2 separate regions of the Homo sapiens genome follow, and region 1 is linked to region 2. A link is a contact called in ENCODE Hi-C data. All regions are on one chromosome and are shown on one strand. Each heading gives the region's core, a stretch centred on a gene start or an enhancer-like site at or near the end of the contact. The rest is flanking DNA. Distances are from core to core; before and after follow the strand shown. Region 1 has its middle 590 kb from the start of LINC02630. Region 2 has its middle 8.7 kb from the start of LINC02630.

What was found. A loop is a pair of places that touch in the nucleus more often than their neighbours do.
Region 1: a loop to region 2 is called in a map of PC-3, with 7 times the contacts of the local background. The contact joins two enhancer-like sites. A Hi-C loop is called at or near these places in 2 of 168 maps with a recorded cell type or tissue (PC-3 and endothelial cell of umbilical vein).

Annotation. Positions count from the first base shown.
Region 1 is chr10:36,491,896-36,494,598 of GRCh38, reverse strand. No RefSeq gene overlaps it. Among named protein-coding and RNA genes, the nearest start is that of LINC02630, 590 kb to the right of the region's middle. RefSeq lists an enhancer at 1-724. Within about 2 kb of position 1,303, at least 4 of the 41 ENCODE cell types and tissues checked have a DNase peak (open chromatin) inside an H3K27ac peak, as active enhancers do; they include PC-3 and endothelial cell of umbilical vein, where a contact is called at or near this core.
Region 2 is chr10:35,888,816-35,891,515 of GRCh38, reverse strand. No RefSeq gene overlaps it. Among named protein-coding and RNA genes, the nearest start is that of LINC02630, 8.7 kb to the left of the region's middle. Within about 2 kb of position 1,260, at least 5 of the 41 ENCODE cell types and tissues checked have a DNase peak (open chromatin) inside an H3K27ac peak, as active enhancers do; they include PC-3 and endothelial cell of umbilical vein, where a contact is called at or near this core.

The DNA.
Region 1 (2,703 bases), core at 54-2,553, 600 kb before region 2:
ATCCCACTCACAACTTCTCATCTTTGTCCATTAGTAGGTGTGGCTGCAGCAAGCACTCAGTAGCACAGACAGTGCTGGTAGTGTTGACGTCTTGATGGGATGGAAGTTTTCTGTTGATTCTCAGCCATGTCTTTATTTTTATAGCAGCCATCTGGACGCCAACAGTGCTAATATACTGCAAATCCTCTTCTTTTCATCCATGCCATTAAAGAGAGAAAACACAACATACGCACACCACACATATCCTTTCCTTTGAGTAGTTCTATGTAGGCGTGGTGAGAAATGCCTACAGGCAGGTACCAGAAGTGAAAAATCATCCTCTATGAGAATTTCTATTTCAAGGTAGAGTGCGGGACAACCAGGTCTAATGTGCTTGGACAGTGCCAGAACCGGCAAGTCAGAGAGAATGGAGCTTTGCTGAGGCATAGAGTATGAGGGAGAAATAATTTTTCAGCTGTGGAGGGTCAGAAGGCAGCCCAAGCGCACAAAGTGCACAGCGGTACTGCCAGTTATACAGTTTAAAACACTCTTTAAAGGTTCCACTCTTTTTCTGTTATCAAGGAAAATAAGATATGGGGGAGGGGGTTAGCGGCTGGCAATTAGACAGAGGAAGGAGAAGCTGGATATTTGCTTTGAAAGTGATGACTTTTTAGGTGAAGAAAATTTCATCATTTTGGTACATATTTGATTTCTTTAAACCAGCCTTAATCAATCAGTAAAGACATGGCATCCTTTCTAAGCTTCCCCTGCAATCAGGAATAAAATATTACAAATTCATTATTATCACAATAAAATTTAAAAATTGGAAGTCACATACAAACCTGAATGACAGAAAAGCTATTTGATGTATTTTAACAGCGAGATAATGCATTTACAAAGCAACATATTTTCCTATGTTGAGTTCCTTCAAAATTAAATTTATGGACCAGTCATACATTCCAAAAGTGGAAGGTCACTGTGATGTCTAAGTGTATCATATGACTTCAGGGGTTCAGACATGGCAATTCTTTCTCCTGATGCATTAATTGTATAATTGGAGAGGGTAAGTATTAAATATCAAAAATCAGTATATTTATCTTAATTTTGGATATATTTTGAATTATTTACTGACAATTATAGTTTCAAGTAGAAAAGCATAGAAGTGTTTGTTAATGATTCTGGAACACAAAGCCAAGACAACTTCGTATAGTTACCAAAAGGGACAGCAGTTTGGCATATGTCAGCTTCTGGCTCCAACTGGTCTAAGTGGAAAACACACACACACACACACACACACACACACACTGCCTGCAAAGAAAGTAGTGATCCTGGTCCTGCTATGAGCTGAACATTGAATTTTATGCAAATCAGCTCAGTTTCCTTGTCTGGAAACTTGCAATTTACTATCCCCATATCTATTCTACCTACCTCAAACAACAGATATGAAAAGAAGTTACAAACTTATATAGAAGTGGACTGAAAAATAAAGCAAGTTCTACTAGAGAACAGCTACAGAAGGTTCTATTATGATTATTTATTTGGTTTAATGACTCACAGGAATCGTGCTCACCATGGCTTCATGGCAGAGCTGTAACATTTTTCCTGGTCCTGAGCCCACTTTGACTTGGATGCTCTGCAGTCTGGGTTTTTATGGCAGAGACGTTCTGACTCTAGGTGAAGTGAGATGTGAATTTGGATATTTTTTGCAGTTTTCCACAGAAGAGAATTGACCTTTTCAAAACATCAGCCCAGTTCTTTAAAAAGTGGATGCTATTTCTTCTATTATGGGATTCAATCACTTTCCCAGGCAATGAAATAATTGTAGCATGGCATTTTATCAGGAGATGGAGCTAGCTCTCTTGATTTTTCTCAAACAAGTGACAAAAGGTTTTGTAAAAGGTCAGATCACTTTGTGAGACACTCAGTCAAAGAAATAAGAACAAATCTAGGCCACTTTGGGTCGATGAGAGGCCTGATAATTTTTGGAGCACAGAGAAAAAGAAAAATAACCAATCCAACAAAATGGAGCAACATGGAATGTGGTGAAAATAAGGATGATTTTTCCTGCATGTACCCTCTTTATCCCTGTGGGCAATGTCCCTTCTGTATGGCTCAGCTTTCCATTATGGGTGACCATTTGGACAGTGAGCAATATCTCTGTATCACATGGGCTAACAAGCTGAAGTAACAGAATATTCTAGAAGCCTCGGCAGGAGTTGTATGGTAGACTGAGGGAGATCGAGACATAATGATGATATCATCCAGACCCTCTTCCTCCCTTGTTGAGCTTCATGGTGTTCTTCCTGGACTCCATTCCCCACTTAAAAATTCACTATTGGAAAGATATGAGATGAGTGACAAACGGCTGTAAGTACACAGGACAGCCCAGATGGCAGGTAGGAGAGTGGGGGCTCTGACATAAGAACTAAATGCATCTTACATGTGTGGAGGGAGTGCTGTGTATAACTGGGAACTCCCCTCCCCAGGGACCTGAGACAGTAGAGCAAAGAAGAATACTAGCATTCTCCTGTTTAGGGCCTGCTTTGTCCATTAGAAGGAGAAAGAATAATTCATTCTAACAAGTATTTCAGGCTTTCAGAACATGCTCTTTTAGAATTTGTTTAAATAATCAGTTTCATAGGTCTTTGAAAGTCATACAGAGCAAATAAAATAATTCTGCCTACTGTTCTCTCAGCTTTCCATGTGGGTTTTTGCTATGAGTTG
Region 2 (2,700 bases), core at 11-2,510:
GTTATCCAGCATGTGCAATCCATAATAACCCAACAATTTAATAGAAATATTTTCTATCAAAGAAAGTTTACCAGAATGATTTCTGCCTTATATTGTGCACATATACCAGGCCATGCTGGTGATCCTTAGCAATTCTGGTAAGGTTTTAGAAAACTGCTTTATCAGGAGGCTTACCAAATAAACCACAGATTATTTCACAGAACATTTCACAGAACAGCATCAGAAAGAAACTTTCCAGGGTTTAGCAAAAAGATACAGGCAAGGAACACAGGCTGAAATAAGGAATTGGCAGCTCCAGAAGAAGAGGGAGACAGAGAAGCACATGCCCTCCCAGGGTTCATTCTACCTCTTGAACTGCTGGTAGTAAAGTTAATCTGTAAATGCTTTGAGGTGATTAAGAAGCTGGGCATCACTCTAAATGTAAATAAGTCCCGTTTCATTTCCTGGAAGCTGACTCTGATTGGGGCAGTCACCAGCTACTTAGCCTGCCGATAAATTTAAGATCCACAGTCTAGCTCCTAATTAACCTTGTCTTCTTATGAAGTCAAAGCTTAGCAAACTCATTTGTAAATACAAGCACACCCAGAGACCTCATTCTCCACAAGTTCAGGGAGGAAAAGTTGGTTTGTTATACATAGAAAGCCATGTTAAAATCTGAAAGCCTTGTGTTGATGATGGATTGCTTACCAAATATTTGGTAGAAGGTGATGTCATTTCCTTCAACCAACAAATCTGAAAAGTAATTTGAAAGAACATTCTAGCAATTGAATTTTGGTCCTTTTTCTGATAACAAGATTTCTGTCCCTTCAACTTACAGCTTCTGGAAGGAGACAATGAATTATTTATTTCCCACTCACTTGCTCGCTCTCTCTGCGTAGGCCCTGTTCATTCCTCTATCTTATCGTAATAAGCCAGGTCACCTCTGAACTGAACTGAAATCACGACTGTTCAGTGTTGCCTGCTTTATGGGTCTGGATGGCCTACTTTATATTGTTTGTTCTTCACTGAAGTTGGTGTGCTGGTGTAAGATTGTATAACTGCTTTACCCCGGGAACCCTCATAAAAATGAGAGGGTTGGCTCATAAAACTATCCCACTGTGCAAAACTGTAAATAACTTCCTTAGAGGCAGGACAAATTCAAGGCTGCAGAAAGTGCATACTTTCAGGGCCAGAGAACAGAACCATCCCCTCTCAAGTTGGTGCCTCTGCGAGCGGCTGCGGTCCTGCTTGTCCTGGGAATCGCAATGCCAATTGTTCTCTCCATGTTTTGCAACTCAACACCATTTCCTCACGCCTATTTTCCTTGTTTCCGCTTTGCCACTGTTTGCAGACACAGGAAGAGGTCAGTGGGCTCAGATGAGGACAAGGCCCCTGCCGGAGCACAGTCATGTTTATGGGCCGAGTGATGATCCATCACCCTCACTCTGTTTACGTGAGGGATTCCATAAATAAACAGTCCCTGTACAGCTGCTGTTTTTGCTATCTGTTTTCAGGATTCAGAATGGTGTTCTAGTACAACTAGAGTCTGATGCTGGTGTATTGAGCGGAAGCGAATGTGGGGATTCTTTACCAGCCTGTATTGTGTACCACACTTTCATACCCAGTACCCTGAAACACACGGAGTAGCTTCTTCAGCGTCACTAAGAGCAACCGGCACTTCAAGCCAAAGTGGTTTTCTCCCCAGAGTATTTTCTTAGAATGCTCAAAAGAAGAAGTAGAATCCAGGGTGACTTCACAACTGCGGATACAGGGCAGGAAAAGGGTAGCATTTGGAGTCCGGGTGAGGAAAGAAAGTTCTTCCATCTACAGGTAGCATGAATTTAAGCCGCAAATTAATTGCAAGGTACATTTCACCTTCCCTAAAGCAGATACACCTGAGGGAGACCGTGGGCACAGCAGAAGCATAGAGCAGTGGTTCTCAAAGTGGGATCCCCATTAACAACATCTGGGGACTTATTGGAAATGAGAATTCTCAGGCTTATAAATCACAGACTTTGAGAGCAGGGGCTAGAAAAGCATGTTTTTAAAAGCCCTCCAGGCATTTTGATGCAGCTAAAGTTGGAGAACCAGTCCTAGAAACAGCACAGCATACAGCAAGGTTAGAGTCCATCCTCAAACTGCTGTGTGCCAGCCCGGGCTCTGCTGACCTTGACCAAGTGATGTAATTCTTGAAACCTCAGTTTTCATCTGGAAAACAGGCAGTAACAATTAAGCTGTTGGGACCATTTTGTGAATGTATTTTGCCTGTTACACACTTAATATAGTGTCTACTGATTAAAATACTCCACGAATAATAGTTGTCATTGCTTTTATTCCTTTGGAAACACTAGGACTGGAACAAAGTATACACTCAATAAATGAGATGAACAAAGGAATCCATGAATGAATGTCAGGACTCTAGGTGGTTAGCTTGTGTTGAGAAGAAAGATGCTAATGGCACTATATAACTAGACCTCTGCATTTTAGAGAAGCATTTAGAAACATACTGTTCTCTGAGACCTTGTGAACAGCAAATGCATTTAACAAATAGAAAAGGTAGGAAAAGAGGAAGGAAAGAGAAAAGAGAAGGGAATGGAAAGGGTAAGAATTGGGGTAGTTTTTCTGCATCCCATTTTATATGCAGACTGTGGCTCAGAGCATTTATTTCTCCAAGTATCTACCCTAGAGCTGTGAAATCCATAATGCCGTTAGGGATTTATT